Linked DNA regions of Homo sapiens: region 1 is linked to region 2. The links are chromatin loops, found by intact Hi-C in ENCODE. Cell type or tissue: PC-3. All regions are shown on one strand. Links, peaks and the distances in the headings refer to the core of each region. The heading gives the core; the rest is flanking DNA. Region 1 overlaps ZBTB21 (zinc finger and BTB domain containing 21). Region 2 overlaps UMODL1 (uromodulin like 1).

Region 1 (8,334 bases), core at 191-8,190, 120 kb before region 2:
TACTATTTTCTTACCAAATCACATTTTCAACAATAGCACAAAGGAAACTTTAGCCTAGTTCTAAATTTAATTAAAGAGTTTAAACTGATATTTCACTGAAATGCTCTTCAAATCTAAACATGAGAAGAGGAGGCCTAGTGGTAGAGTGCAAGCTCTGGTGCCAGACACTTGGGTTGAGATGCCAGTTCCTTGCAGGCTGGCTGATTGTCCTTGGGTGTTTCTGTTAGCCTCTCGGTGTGGCAGATCCCTCACCTGAGTTAGGAATGACAACTGTGCCCTCCTCTTGCAGGGTTGTTGCAAAGAGTTCATCTAAAGAAAACTCAACAAATGTGCACTTAACTTTCAGAAATTGCAGGATTAATAGGCATCTAATTCAGTATCAAAGAAAGTGGGCAGATTAACCCCACCATACTCTCGATGCAGACAAAGCCATTTCATGCAGAGACAATGCCTGACTCTGTGTATTTGACCCTTTATTTAGGCTTCTGTTCCTCTAACACCTCATCCTTTTCATTTTTTTTTTTTTTTTCTAGACAGGGTCTCGCTCTGTTGCCCAGGCTGGAGTGCAATGACTCAGTCTTGGCTCCCTGCAACCTCTGCCTCCTGGGTTCAAACGATTCTCCTGCCTCAGCCTCCTGAGTAGCTGGGATTACAGGCGTGCACCACCACGCCCAGCTAATTTTTGTATTTTTATATAGTTGGGGTTTCACCATATTAGCCAGACTGGTCCCGAACTCCTGACCTCACGTGATCTGCCTGCCTCGGCCTCCCAAAGTGCTGGGATTACAGGTGTGAGCCACCACAGCTGGCTCATCCCTTTCATTTTATAATGCCATATTTTCTTTCAAATATTGTTAAGACATTTATTTTTAAGATTACATGAATCCCAAGTAACTATCTGTGACGGTTTTATCTTTCTCTAGCGGGCAAACTGTAGATGAACCAAACTTGACCCCAGCTCATTTGTAGGTTCTCTTCTGGCCTTTGCTGGTTACCCCAGCCACCAGGCTCTTCAGGAAGAGCCCAGAGTCTCCTAGGCTGTCAACCTGGGAGTGGCCACACACGGTATACAATTCCTTCTGACTCCCTGATAAGATGCGACTCAATTTAACCGACTGAGACACAGGACTTTGCTTCTAGAGATGATGCCTTTAGCCTGTCCACAAACAACTACTTTGGTCAGACTGTACCAAGTTTCTGTCCACTCCCGCCTACCATCCTTTCAAAGTAAATGGTAAATTTTAATTCCTCTATTTTTTTAAAAAATTATTCTATTTGTGACTACTTGATAATTTCCCTTCCTTTTTCTTCTCTTAGTCATTTAAATTTTCCTTAATCCTACTATACTTTCTTTACATCTATTTGTATGAAGAAACCCTTACCATCTTTTACAGAGATCAGCAGAAAAAGACATAAGCTTATAATGTTACACGTATTGACTCAGCTGGGTACTGAGGAGTTTTTAGCACTAATAATTTTTGACAAAGCTAGTTCAGATGTTGCCACAGGGAAAAGCTGTAACACAGAATTAAAGGTACAGATTTAAAGGCTTGGATAGTCTTTGTCAAAAGGGGTTCTTAAACTCAACTTGGTGGTTTAAAACTAGCAATTAAAAAATAAATGACTAGGACAGAGTAGAAAATATCAGAATGCATCAAATGTCATAAGGCTAATTATGAGCTTGAGAAACTTTTGTTTCTATTATATATATGTACATACCCACATAAGCAAGCATGGACTGGATTGAGATGTAAAATGTATTCCTTCCTGTGGGTCAGTCAAAATATTTTGAGAGCCACTGTTCTAGGCTAACCAACCTCTTTGAGCCTCAGTTTACCTCGCCATAAAATAAGGATAATACTAGCAGCTACCACATAATGCTATTGTGGGAATTAAATAAGATAATAATAGTCGCTACCATTTATATAGCACCTAACTGTACAGGAACCTACACTACAAACTATACCAGAAACTTCTCATGTCATTCATTCATCAAAATGGGATCAAAGAAGGTGTGAAGGAGGCGAGGGATGAGCCATGGAGATAAATGGAGGAAGAACATCACAACAAAGGGAGAAGCTAAGGCAACAGGAGGGATGGAGCAGTGTGTGCTGGGAGCCATGTAAGATGACATCTGAGAGGCAATAAGAAGTAAGACCGTCTAGGGCTGGGAGACCTCCAGAAGAACTTTATTTTTTACTATGGATGAAATGGACAGCCATTGAAGATTCTGAGCAGAGGAATGACAAAGACCTGAATTACATTTCCAAAGGATTGCTCTGGCTCTGTTGTTGAGATTAGACAACAGAGGGTAGGTTATGGGGGAAGCTGCGGGCCAGCTTGCAGTCCACTGTAATGACCCAGATGAGAGAGGATGGTGGCTGGGACCAGGGTGGTAGCAACGGAGGTAAAGGCAGAGTCATTAGAATTTCTAGTGGACAGACTGCAGGAGAAAACAGAAGGTGTGGAGTTAAGTATTCTGCCAAAATAACTGGAAGGGCATCCTTAGGAGAGATGGGGTTTGACAGAAAAACCAGGAGTTCAGATTTTTTAAAGAATTCAGTTTTGATATCCTACACGTGAGCAGCAACCTGTTCATCAATGTACCCTTTATGAGCCTCCATCTCCGCCTTACTGTCCCTACTTCCTTTCTTGTGCTTCCTGGGATCAGTTCCCAAATAAACGTCTACCTCTGAATCCTTGTCTTGGGGTCTACTTTTGGGGGAATCCAAACTAAGACACAAACAGAACTCGAAGCACAGGTAACGGCTAACCACTTCACACTAAAACCTCCCTTCCAAGGGCTTGTCCTGGCCCTTTAGTGTGAAGACTAAACCAAGGGGAGTTTTCTACATCCCTGGACCTGAAGCAAATGGTATTCCACAGACCGTATGCATCCCGTTGCCAAAAAAGCAACATTTGTGTCCCTTTTGTTTAGAAAGGTTTCCTTCTTTATGCATTATTCAAAGTATCATGATCCCTATTTCTGCTCTAAGTCACTGCTTCAAATTTCTTGGATCACAGACCTCTATCTTCTTTGGATGAAAACATCTATGGACTAGGGGACAATAATAAAGTCATTCAAAGTTAAGTTGTAAGAGAAATACTCACTGTCCCTGAAAATTATTGGGGATTTAAAACTTAACTTTCCTATAACCTCCATTTAGAGCCATCACACCTGCCTGAAAAGTGCCTCAAGATGTCCAAATTCCTGATACACAAGTGCAGAATAACTTTATAGAGTATTTATTTTCCATTCCATTCAGTAGAACAGTAACTAGGTACTTAATAACAGCTAAAATTTGGGTGTTTATTCTGTCACATACACAAAAATAAAGAAGTTATTTTTATGTATTAACTCAATATTTACATCAACCATAGGAGGTAGGTACTATTATTATCCCCATTTTACAGATGAGAAAACTGAGGCACAGACGGTCAAGTAACATGCTCAACGTCATAGAGATAAGTAGCAGAGCAGGATTCACATCAGCTGGCTTGGATCCAGAGGCTAAGCTCTTAACCCCTACACGACACTGCCTCTAGTTTCCTCTTCCAATTCTCGTATCATCTTCTGAACTAGACAGTGTCATCAATCCTTTTTACAAACAAATGAGAAAACTGAGGCATTGAGAGGTCAAGTCATTTGCCTAAGGTCACCCAGACAATTATAGACTTATGGCTAGCATCTGTCTAGTGTGTGCTAGAACCCTTCTAGACATGGAAGATATCAATTTAACAAGTATGGCCCTGCCTCATGGAGCTTAAGGTCTTGTGCAGGAAGAGAACAGGTCAATTCATCAGCCTAGTCCAGTATGCTGAGCAGCAGACAGGATGTTTGCAGAGGTAGAGACGCAGTATAGATGACAGGCATCAGAGCCAGGTGAGATGGAGGCCAGGAAGGGCGTTCTACGAAGAAAGTTTTATAGGGAATGCTGGGAAGAGATAGGAAGGATGAAGGACATTTCGAGGGACGAGTATTTATTTTCCATTCCTTTCAGTAGAACAGTAACTAGGTACTCAATAACAGCTATAATTTGGGTGCTTATTCTGCCACACACACAAAAGAAAACACTTTTAATGTATTAACTCAATATTGACATCAACCCTAGGAGTTAGGTACTATTATTATCTCCATTCTACAGATGAGAAAACCGAGGCACAGAGGGTTAAGTAACATGCTCAATGTCAGACAGATAATAAGTAGCAGGGCAAGATTCACATCAGCTGGCTGGGCTGCAGTACATGCAACACTACAGAGACAAGACAGAGCAGGAGGAATCCAAGGGAACCACAGGTGGCTTTGCCTGGTGAAAGGTAAAGGTACACATAGGGGAGGAAATGCCCATGAGGCTGGAGGAAGATGGAGGCATGAGCGCCCTGGGGGCTAAAATATGTCATCTGAGGATCTTGCACAGGAAAGCAACATTGTCCATTCTCCCCAGTACCCCAGGATCTAGAGACTCTAGATGTCTAGATAGGAGACAGGGGTAGCTAGGAGATGCAGATCCCTCACCTTCACATTAAGGCCCTTGTTTTTTTTACATTTTAATTCAATTATTAAGTTTTGAAAACAATGTACCCTTTCCTAGTCTGGCTGCAGACAGACAATTAACATATTGAATTTTTGTGTTTTAATGACAGTCAGTATATTTGAGTTTAACAATTACCTAAAAATATAAAATGCTCCATCCATCAAGAATGTAAGTAAAAAGGGGGAAAATCACAACTGCTGACGATCACGAGATAATCCAGCAAGACTGTTTGTGGCTGGTGGCTGTGTACACCGAATCCTCAAAAACTTTTGATTTCTCTGCTCTTCTGCTGTCAGATAAGGCGAGCTTTGTTGCCGGGTGTACTTTCTCCTCAGTGTATTTTTCAGATCTAGACCGATAAGTTTGCTGGCACATCACTCCAAATTTCCATGCAGGTTTTCATTATGAGTAATCAGGGCCTCCGACTTACAGAAGCAGTGCATCTTACACATAAACACGCACTGCTGCCACCACCGTCTACGCCCCTCCTTTCCACGGCTCATCTCCACCTGACTCATCACGGCAGAACTTCTGCCACTTCAGTCATGGTGGAAAAACCTTGGAGCTCTTAAAAGACCAGTGGGTGAAATTTGGAGAAAAGGTCTATTTACGAGCAACAGAAAAAACTAAGAGGAAAACCCCCCAGGAAAACCAGTTTCTAAAATAGGGCCGGCTTGCTTACCACTTTGATCCTCGCACACAAATAGCTTCCCAAAGCCTTCCTGGATTGTTTCTACTTCATGTCTTCTGAAATTTCAAAATGAGAGAATCTTTATGGTTAACAATTCACAGAAGACCTTACAGTTCCATGGAAAAGCCTTTCGAATCAGTCTATTTGTCTCAAATCCTGGCTCCGCCACCTATTAGGCATGGAACCTTCTAAAGATGACTCAACCTTTCTGACTAGTTTCCTTACCTGTTAAACATGGCTAACACTACCCACCACATAGGATTTTTATGAAGGACAGAAGAGGCAACATGTTTGAAAGCCCCAGTACGTTCAGCACTTCCCATGTGGCACATGCACATCTTCCTTCCTTCTCCACTTCCCCTCACAGATGCTTGCGTGGGCCTGCTACCCACCACACATCACAAGAGGTGCTGGTGATGGGGAGATGAGTAACTGGCCTGCTTCTTGTTCTCCTGTAGCTCACATTTCCATGTTAGGACAGACAATAATTAACAAAGGATGTGAAGAATGCTACGGGAATACTGATTCCAGGAAGCAATTAATTTGGCCAGGGTGTAGGAGGGTGGAAGAGTGAATAGTGGGAACTATTCACTATTAACTATGAGTGAATAGTCCTAAGGAAGGCTTGGGACTCATCACTCCTTTGACAATTATAATACAAGCTGAATATCTCTAGTCCAAAAACCCAAAACTACTTTCTGAGCAACGACATGATGCACAAAGGAAAGGCTCATTAGAGCATTTTGGACTTTTGGATTAGGGACGCTGAACCACTGGGTATAATGAGAATATTTCAAAATCCCAAACAATCTGAAATCTGAAACACTTCTGGTCCCAAGCATTTCAGATAAGGGATAGTCAACCTCTAATACTAAAGGTTCCATTCTTTACATTTCTACTATAGACGCTTTTCAGAAATGCTCATCTGGCCTTGCTGGGGCTTAAAACCTTCCAAGGGCTTGCCCTGGCCTCAACTTCCAATTCCCTGGAATGGCTACAAAACCCTTCAGAACTGGATTCCAGAAGATTATTTCATACCATCACTTCAAATTCCTCAGGTAATAAATGCTAAGGGGGTGGGGGACTCATATCTCACATCTTTTTTTTTTTTTTTTGAAGAGTCTCACTCTGTCACCCAGGCTGGAGTGCAGTGGCATGATCTTGGCTCACTGCAACCTCCGCCTCCTGGGTTCAAGCAATTCTCCTGTCTCAGCCTCCTGAGTAGCTGGGACTACAGGCGCCAGCCACCAGGACTGGCTAATTTTTGTATTTTTAGTAGAAATGGGGTTTCACCATATTGGTCAGGCCGGTCTCGAACTCCTGACCTCAGGCGATCTGCCCACCTCGGTCTCCCAAAGTGCTGGGATTACAGGCCAGCCACCTGTAAGATATGAGCCACCGCGCCCGGCCTCATATCTTAACATAAATTAATTCAATGCAAATACTTTCCTCTTTATAGAGTGTTAAATCAGTTGTATGGAATTAAGATTTTTGAGGGAGAGGGAAGGTAGGCAATTTCGAATATAGAGCATTCTAGTGAGAAGCAGAGGAAAGCAAAGCGACTTGGCACTCAGAAGGGTACCAGGGGGTGAGTGAGGGGGTGAGAAACAGAGATGGAAAGGGATCAAAATAATCTCACCTACTTGGACTAGTGTCATAGCTAAGGTACACTATAAATTAAGTTGGCTCCCAGACTAGCCACAAAACTGCTACTACCAGTTCTACAGGAAAATGGCTCTTTACATCCAGCATCAACCTAGATTTCAACTCTGGGAACATGGGTCCTTTGGAATGTTGGGGATTGCTTCTATAGTCCTAACCATGATACTAGAAAAAAGAGGGAATGCATGTAACACAAGGCAAATACCTAGTTAAAAAAACAAAGCATCTACATTTGACTTTGGAACATAAACACACACACACAGACTGCTTATCCCCAAACCCTCATTTCAGGATTTAGCCGTAACACCTACCATTGGATTTTACTATTTGATGGTGATAGGAAGTTGCCTCTGAGTTTCGGTCTTATCATCACTCACTTGGTGACAACGCAAATATCCTCAGATTTCAAACCTAGACTAGCTTATCCAATCCTTCAAGAGGAGTCATGTTACTATCTTGTATTCCATTTCACCACACTTTCAGTCTCTAACAAGGGGGTTTGATTTTGGTTTGATGGTTGTTCTTGGCCACATTCAGGAGAATGATCCTACTCCAACATAGTTCAAGCTCCTTTGCACCTTAGCAGAGCAGACTCTGGTCACAGCCTTTGCTGTTTTCTTCCAGCCACTACACAGCCATTCCACCTCCTGTTAACAGCCCCATGATTTTGCTATAGAAGAACTGCTCTTGTCCCACTGTGTGCTACAGCCTGATGTGCTCCTCTCCCCTACCTCTGGGCTAACCATACAACCAAAGCCAAACCAATCAGAAACTTTGTCCTCGGAATATGAATCCTGAGAAGAATGACAAAGGCAATAAATAAATGAAGCTGACTTATCTCAACGGAGGCCTGAAAATGCAACCTTGCTAGTGCCTGCTACATAGATTCCTGGAGTTAGCTTGGTTTTTGTCCTTCTTCCTGGCCCAGTTTTTTAGCTTTTCTTTTAAGTCCAAGAGCAACCCTGTATCTTTACAATAAACTACTTTTTCCATTCAAGCCAGACAGTTTCTGTTCTTGTTATTAAAGAACCCTAATATATTTCCACGTGGTATTCACTGTTCCTTGTCATGCCTTCCAAACCCATCCTAATACAGCTTCTAGACTGAGCTTCTTAGAACAAAGCTTTGATCGCTCACCCAACATACACGTTAAATATTCCTATTATTAATTCAACTTATTTACTGAATTCCAATTCTGTACAAGGCATGGTTAGATTTATCTGAAATATAGGGGTGCACCAAACAGACAAGACCCCCACTTTCTAGTGAGATAAATCAGATGCTAAGGAAACAAATAAAAAAGACAACCTCAGATTCTGCTAAAAGTTATGGTGGAAATAAATAAGGTGCTATATCGCTGGATGCAGTGCCTAGAGAGGATGGTCAGAAAATACCTTGATGGAATATTTCAGCTGAGACCTAAGATCTGAATGAAGAGAACCAGCT
Region 2 (8,334 bases), core at 156-8,155:
CCATAGACTGCGCCTGGAAGGCTGCGGGTGCGGCTCACCCATGTCCTCCGGGGGAGGCAGCATGGAAAATGCATGCGGTGCTCATCTGTTGAGCTGCATCCACTCCCTCTGATCTCAACAGTCCTACAGAGGACTTGGCTTTCAGGAAGGACATCAACAGACAATCGGCAGTCACATGGATGATCTGTGAGCAGCCTGCCAGAGCCTGGGGCCACAAAGTAAAGAATTGAGCAATAATGAATCAAACATAGACTCCACTGCGTTCCAGCTGGACAGTGACAATATTACACATATTTGGATGAAATTCCTCTTTTCTTTTCATTAGCATCGCTACCTGGGTATTTTCTTATGTGTACCTTACCTGGGTAGTCAAGAGCGTGTCTGATGTTGCAAGCTGGTTTTCACGCCATGGGCAGCTTCCCAAGCGTTGATAGCAGTGGTCTGCACGGTGGGGCGCACACCCCTTGAGGGAGGTGTAGGATGGTTTCACACTGTGGGCAGCATTGATAGCAGTGGTCTGCACAGTGGGGCGCACACCCCTTGAGAGAGGCATAAGATGGTCTATTGGGATGCAATAATAGAAGTTGAGAACTATGTATGTGCTTTAAAGTACTAATCAGCCATGGCCTGAGAAATTAGAGAACAGATGGAGTGCATGACGTGAATTGTGCACGTTCACGAGCAGCTGGAGAGGAGGGAGATCAGTGCTGGCTGGACAGTCAGACAGGGTGGCTCTGGGGTCTGAGAGCCAGAGTTGGGCCTCTGAAGGTCTCAGCTGCTCTGGACGGGACAGGCTGCACGGGGGACCCCAAACCTGTGGGTGCACTTATACCTGCTCTCACCTGTGCACCTGTCCTGCTACTGATGGCTTTCAGACTGGGTTGCTCATGCCAGCCATGGAGACTGAACCAGAAGCCCTCAGGGGCAGCAACAACAATGATCTCAAGGACGTAGAGTTTGGGGTTCGCCCAGGAATGCATAGCAGAATGGCTCTGTGGTTTGTCTTAAACTTAGTGAGAAGCTCTGGGGAGATGGACTCTAAGCCCCCTGAGGGGAGAGCTGTGTCTTTCTCCTTCACTGTCTAGAATGCCTCTGGCGCATGGCAGGCGCTTTGCAAATATCTGGTGAGGGACTGACTGAACACTGGGGTGGCTGCCATGCCAGGGCCAGGATGGGATGGCGACATTCCTGGACCACATTTATGTGCCACATACTCCTAGAAGCCCTCTGCGGAGGGAAAAGATTCAGATGGAACAGATGATGCCAAAACAGGGACTGCCCATAGACCAGGGGAGGTGGGGCTGCTGGGGGAGGAAGAAGGACTGGCTCCAAACAAGACCCCTGGGCACCCTGTGGCCACGTGGACTCTGAGCAGAGGCCTGGCCAGGGCCCTAAGTCCTGTTATACCTGGGACAGCCCAGTTTGCACCCGTAGCCCTGGCAAAGTTATTTAATGGTGCCTCCACATGCTTCAAGTCATGCCAGCTTGCTGGGAAATTGTCTGAACCCCAGCATGGGGGAACGGCAGCAAGGAAGGAAGGCTATGTGTGGTGGGGAGACAGTTGCAGGGGCGAGCTGGCTCTGTGGCCTCTGGAAGGTTCTCCCACTGTGTTCAGGCTGTGTTCTGTGTCCTCTGGAATCTGATGGGCTGTGTCCCTGAGCCCTGGCACTATTCCTTCTTTCTAGAACACGGGTTGGCTTTGGTGTGATGCTCTTCCTGGACATGAAAATACATTTATTAATATTGAAATGTTAGTCTGTTATCTAATACAGCACCAATTCCAAATGTGCTTATCCTCCATCCTGCAGCAGCCCGGAAGCTCATTGGAAAGGTCAGAATCAAAAATGTCAGGTACTCAGAATCCTTTCGCAACGCAAGCAGCCAGGAGTATCGAGATTTCCTAGAACTATTCTTCAGGATGGTGAGTTGGTGATATCAGCCCTTAATTCCTTTCAGGAGGGAAAGGGTGGAAGGCTGATAGAATTCTAGGTTAGGCACGGTGGCTCACCCCTGTAATCCTAGCACTTTGGGAGGCAGAGGCGGGCAGATTGCCTGAGCTCAGGAGTTCAAGACCAGCCTGGGCAACATGGCAAAACCCCATCTCCACCAAAAAAAAAAAAAAAAAAAAAAATACAAAAAATGAGCCTGTCATGGTGGCGCATGTTTGTGACCTCAGCTACTCAGCAGGCTAAGGCAGGAGAATCTCTTGAACCCAGGAGGCAGAGGTTGCAGTAAGCCGAGATCGTGCCACTGCACTCTAGCCTGGACAACAGAGTGAAACCCTGTGGGAAAAAAAAAAAAAGAATTCTAGTCTCATCCAACTAGGAATTTGACCTATAGGTCCTATGAGCTCCTCATTTCTGAAGGAAGCCAGGACGTTAAGCTCTGGCCTGACTCCCTGAGTGTCCCTGGATCTGCCCCGGCGAAGACACGGTTAGCAGACAGGAGGCACAACTCTTCCTCTGCTGCATCCTTACTTCACACTTCACTTTCTGTCCAGTGAAACCTGTTTTTCAGTTGTGGAACCTATGAAGCAGAAAGTCCCTCCACGGTTTTTTTTTTTTAAACCTGTAAAAAATGAGATTTATTTCACAGACCATAAAATCTACTTTTAAACTGTACAATTCAGTGGTTTAGACTATTTTGCAAAATTGTGCAACCATCACTACTAATTCCAGAACATTTTCATCACCCAAAAAGAAACCTTATACCCATTAGAAGTCACTCGCAGCTGGGCATGGTGGCTCATGTCTATAATCCTAGCACTTTGGGAGGCTGAGGTGGGTGGATCGCCTGAGGTCAGGAGTTCTAGACTAGCCTGGCCAACATGGCGAAACCCCATCTCTACTAAAAATACAAAAATTAGCCGGATGTGGTGGCGGGTGCCTGTAATCCGAGGTACTCAGGAGGCTGAGGCAGGAGAATCGCTTGAAACCAGGAGGCAGAGGTTGCAGTGAGCTGAGATCTTGCCACTGCACTCCAGCCTAGGTGACAGAGCAAGACCCCATCTCAAAAACAGAAAAAAAAAAGTCACTCCCTCTCGCCACTTCCTCCAGCTCCTGGTAATCACTTATCTGCTTTTTGTCTCTATAGATTTGCCCATTGTGGACATTTCACAGAAACAGAATCATACAATATGTGACTTTTTGTGTCTGGCTTCTTTCAGTTAAAATGAGGTTTTCTGGTTTCATCCACGTGGCAGCATGTGTCAGCACTGGATTCCTTGTTATGGCTGGGGCATAACCCATGCAGTCTCATCCATTCATTCACCGAGCGCACTGGGCGGCTCCCGCCTTCTGTCTGTTATAAATAGTGCTGCAATGCCCCTGCCTCAGAGAAAGTTCTTTTCCTGCTCTTTCCTGCATTCCTCCCTGCCATCCCCTCAGCATTCTCCAGGATGCTATCTGTTACCATTTAGTGACATGCCTTCTTGTGGACTTTTTGAGGTATAGGGAGTGCCCTTGTCATAATCTAGTGATTTTGTTTGCACGGAATCTCACATTGTAGATTTCCTGAGTCTGAGCTCAGCACAGAGAGGGTTTGACATTGCCACCTAGTGGCCTGTCGTGGTAATACCGTAGCAGGGCTGCAAACCCCAGCGCTTCCCCCACAGATGAGAAGATTCGACAGCCTTTGGGAACGGCCTAGCTCATTCCCTGCTCCTGGTTTGTGCATTCAACAGTTGTTGACGGTTTGATTAATAATGTGATTTCATTGATAAGGTTAAATAGTAGTTAGAATATTAAACAACAAACACTGAATCCTTCCACCTGGCTCGAGTGGTCAAAAGAGGCAGCTCCGTTTCCTTCCCGAGTTTCTTGATTAATCTTTCCTCTTTGAACCATTTCTTCCTTTGCCCATTTTTGGGGTGTTGTTTTTCTGTTTGCCTAGAATTTCAGGACAGCAAATAATTATACAACTTAATCACAGAAGTAGGATGTTAAGAGAAATTTCGGGGGTTTCACTTGCTGATAACCGCAGACGTGGATGTCAGGAGGTGTTGGCTGCATGGCTTGGTCCCTGGCTCTTCACCACTTCCTAGCAAGGGGCCTGGAAGTTTGCTTAGAGGTTGGTTTGAAATGCAGCTAAAAGTCACATTAATCCAAGACTATGCCAGATTCCTCTGAGAGAAAGAGAGAGGGAAGAACTGATTGTGAAGATGGTCACGACAACAGTCATCTACTGAGCCAACCAAGGGCAGCTGTGGTCTCCCTGGGGTCCACAGGCTCTGAGAGGGACAATGGATCTGTTCACCTTGGTGGCCCAGAAGCCGGGAAGTGAGTCCATGACCCAGGCCTTGAGCCATCGCACCTGTGAGGACAAACCCTGGAAGTACCCATAGGAGGTTTGCACTGAGGATGATTGAAGCTCATTATAAGATTGTTTGCCTTTCTGAGTGCTTTGACCATGATGGGTTAGCATGGAATCAATCATATAGCGTGTGGTGTGTGACTGTGTCCAAAGAGACAGAGTAGAAAGCAGGGCGTTCGGGGGCAGGAACCCCCTGTCCTAATGGGGAAGTTGGAAATGCTCACAGGAAGCAGTCTGGGGAGAGGTAGGGAGGAAGAATGAAAGGGGACATGTTCTGCAGTGCCAGGAGCAAAAGAGCTGTTCCAGAGAAGGCAGCGGGAAGTGGTCTCCCTCCCCACGACCCTGCACTCAGCCCCCTGCCCTCGGTGGCTGCAAACCAGGAGTATTAGGTTCTAGAAGCCCTTGTGAGCCCCCAGCAAATTTTAAGCCCCATGAGGTAGGGTCTCTGCCTGTGCCCCCAAGTCCCACCCTCGCCCCACAGGCATCTTTCTGAAGCCGTTTACTGGTTTGGGGGGGGAAACAAGGGCTCTTCTCATATCACAGACACTCCCAGGCGTTTGTGCTGGGCTTGAAAACACAGCAGACAGGAAAGGGGCCCAGAACCAACCTGTGGCTTTTACTTTGTGCCACGGGCCAGCCCTGCTGCTGGGCAGACTGGCAGGAGGAACCGCCTTGAGACGGGCATCTGTTTCCTCTCAGCGTGGGGACCTCCTCACATGGCCTCTTTCCCCGCAGGTGCGGGGCTCCCTGCCAGCCACCATGTGTCAGCACATGGACGCTGGTGGGGTCAGGATGGAAGTCGTCAGCGTCACCAACGGCAGCATCGTGGTGGAGTTTCACTTGCTGATAATCGCAGATGTGGATGTCCAGGAGGTGTCAGCTGCATTTCTCACCGCCTTCCAGACCGTGCCTCTGCTGGAGGTGATCAGAGGCGACACCTTCATACAGGGTACGAGAGGCTGGGATGGAGCCTCTCCCGTGTTCTGGAACCAGAGGCAGCCAGAGGGCAGCCACCACCCTTCGCTTTTGAAAGATGTCGTGTTGTGCCCATGTGGTCCTTCTTCCCCCAGAATTAGATGAAGATGTGAAATAGATAGGACCCTGTCTGTCCCTCTTATTGTGATTATAATTGTGTAAAGGTTGAAGTGTTGAAAACATCTTTGGGTGAACCTGCAGATCCCCAGGGGTGCTGCTTTCTTTCCGGGTCGACTGCCCCCTCGCTGCTTGTTTCCATGGGCTGAGGGCAGATGCATCCCTCTCTGCAGCCAGACTCTCCCCCAAGCATAGTTCCCAAGGAGATCCCAGTAAAGATAATTAACGAGAAAAGCAGGGAGAAAAAGACAATTCAGATTCTTTTCTCCTATCATACTTGAACATAAATGATGAATGGCTTATAGTTACATGTATCAGAAACAAAAGACTTTTTAAAAATTGGAGATTCATATTAATTTTTTGATTTTTAGAATAAGAAGGACTTCCTAAAGAAAATACGATTTTTAGAGGAAAACGATGAGATGCTGACTGCATGCAGAGATAAATCAAAATAAAGGCACCATTTTAACGCAAAGTAAACAAAAAATTTTTCAATAATTTGGTGAAGTGTTAGTATCCCAAATATATAGAGAGATCATACAAATAGATAAATATTAAGAACCTGATGGATAAATGCACGAAAGCTCTACACAGACAAGGTATAAAAGAAGAAATATGAATGACTAACAAAGATGTGGTAACCCAAGACATCCCCATTAGAATGCATTGCACTGTTTGCCCATCAAATTGCAAACAAAAGGTCTCTTTACTGCTGACATGAATACTGGTGAAAGTGTAGTGAGGCAGGTGTTTGCACAGATTGCTGGTGGCAGAAGGATTTGCTCATGCTTCCTGGAAACCAGTTTGGTGACATAAATCAAACGCTTTCAAAGTGGCCATCCACTTGGATTCTGAAATATCAGCTCTACGACTTTGTCCTAAGGAATTTGATCTGTTTGGACCGTAGTTTAAATACAAAGATGTTCATCTTCAGTGTTACTTTAAAAGCCAAAGAGTTGGAAATCACCAATCATCCAGTAACAAAGAAGGTGCTAAGTTACCAGGTGTCCCCGCCCCGGGCTGTTATGCAATGATGAGAATAGCGGTTTGTGGATTTGCATGGAGCTAGTTGGTGGCAGAGGCAAGCTATGCTCTCAGAGCATGCCTGCATTTTAAAAGGCTGGAAGGAAATACGTCCACATGCTAACTTGCCCCTGGCCACGCTTTTCTGGTTCTTATCCATGTTCTGCAGTAAACCTGTTTTGCTGTCAACAATCAACCCAGCATCATGGCGAAAGGCAAATGGCCTGAGGGCCTTCTGCCCAGGGTTGGGCTTGCAGCCTGGGTCCCTTGGGCTGGACCGAGGTGGATCTGGGGGCCTGTGCATCTCCTGGTTACTCCCGGGAACTGAAGGGATGGCCCTGCTCTGCCCAGATCCCCCTCCCAGCCCTGGGCCAGAATCCTCCTTCCAGAACAGCCCCTGCAGACATACTTAGCCATTCCCAGCCCCAGCTTCAGGAAGCCTCCTGTACTTTCCAGAACTGGTGAGCTTGACTGCAGTCTGCTGTGGCTGGAGTTTCCAGCTTTGTCTGTGAGATGCACTCTCCCCCAACCAGGCTGCTGTGAGACCACAAGCCCCCAGGGATGTTCTTCTGTTTTGTCTTCTAAATGTTGTGCAGATTACGATGAGTGTGAAAGGAAGGAGGACGACTGTGTGCCGGGGACATCCTGTCGAAACACCCTCGGGTCTTTCACTTGTAGCTGCGAGGGAGGAGCCCCCGACTTCCCTGTGGAATATTCTGAGAGACCCTGTGAAGGTAATGTCGTCAGAGTTTCTTCTTCTGGAATACTGTATCATAATCGGTTTTTTTTAAGGACATTCACGTGCAAAGGGCTTCTTGTCCCTCTGAGGTCATATTTTTATGTCCTGGGGAAGTTTCCTGTGTGTGATGTGGGTGCACGTGTGTGTGTGTGTGTGTGATGTATGTGTACATGTGTGTACGTGTGTGCATGTTCCTTCCCATTCTTTCATATGTGTCCAGGCTTCTGGGCAGTGCCTTATCTCTCCAAGTGCTAGCTCTGATATCCATGGAGAGAAAATATACACATACATGAGGTGTGAACGTGCAGATGCTGAGCGACCGTCTTGTGAAACACGCAGCCGTGGGACACGCGACACAGGGGAATGTTTCCTCTTGGCCACTCTTTCCACCCAGCTCTTTTCCTGCTAAACGGGGTCTTAGTGGATTTAACACTGACCCCACGTTGGCCACTGCTATCCAGGAATCTGCGTCAAGTGAAGGGAGGTGGGCATTTATACCAGTGAGTGTGGTATCCGGGGGGCTATAGAACGTGTCCTGCTTGAGGTAGAATCAGGAAGCACAGAGGAGGCTAAGTTGCTTCAGTCCAGTGAGTGTGGCCAGGGAGGGCTTCCTGGAAGTGGTGTCTTGAAGCTGGTCTTAATGGATAGCTAAGATGGCACCCAGCAGGGAGGGCAGGGCATGGTGGGTGGGTGCCGTGGTGAGAACAGAGCTGGTGATGGGCGTGATCTCACATGCAGGGACCTGCAGGAGATGGGTGGCAGAGAGCGAGAAGCAGGCTGCCCAGGGAGGCGGGTGAGGCAGCAGCCAACTGTGAAGTCCTCAGCAATGGTTTGGACTATGGCCCAGAGACAGGAGTGAGCTGGGTGGAGCTGCAGGGTGCTGGGGCTGGGCAAGCCCCACTCTGAGATAAAAGAAGGCACAAACCAGGCCCACAGATGATGGAGCCACTGCTGAAGGAGGGTGGAGGGCACGTGCGGAGCTGTGTCTGGGGTCTGCTTCCATATAGACCACCCCGAGAACAGGTGGGTGGATTGGAAAGCTTTCCGGGCCCCTTGTTCTCCTAGGCATTGAAACTGAACCTGCTCTGGGGGCAAGAAGGGAGCTGGAGTGGGAAGTTTGGGCACAAGGACCTCAAGAGGAGGCATCATTACCCCATCTTAGAGAATAG

What was found. A loop is a pair of places that touch in the nucleus more often than their neighbours do. Peaks named below come from ENCODE experiments on the same cell type or tissue, not always from the same donor. Only the 100,000 strongest peaks of a DNase experiment are listed, where the experiment ranks them.
Region 1: a loop joins it to region 2, with 4 times the contacts of the local background. A loop is called at or near these places in 80 of 110 quality-filtered maps.

What each region holds. Positions count from the first base shown.
Region 1 is chr21:41,997,680-42,006,013 of GRCh38, forward strand. It overlaps ZBTB21 (zinc finger and BTB domain containing 21), which reads right to left. Exons shown (of 3, transcript NM_001098402.2): 2 at 5,218-5,282. Among named protein-coding and RNA genes, the nearest start is that of ZNF295-AS1, 7.3 kb to the right of the region's middle. In PC-3, for the core only: no CTCF peak of the experiment used is centred there; a DNase peak (open chromatin) is centred at 4,982; H3K4me3 peaks cover 528 bases; H3K27ac peaks cover 2,274 bases.
Region 2 is chr21:42,114,065-42,122,398 of GRCh38, forward strand. It overlaps UMODL1 (uromodulin like 1), which reads left to right. Exons shown (of 23, transcript NM_001004416.3): 14 at 1,809-1,921; 15 at 5,047-5,260; 16 at 7,023-7,160. Among named protein-coding and RNA genes, the nearest start is that of UMODL1-AS1, 9.7 kb to the left of the region's middle. RefSeq lists enhancers at 5,945-6,650, 6,638-6,767, 7,487-8,334. In PC-3, for the core only: CTCF peaks have their summits at 277, 3,560 (motif pointing left) and 3,766; DNase peaks (open chromatin) are centred at 217, 3,517 and 6,137; H3K4me3 peaks cover 757 bases; H3K27ac peaks cover 3,370 bases.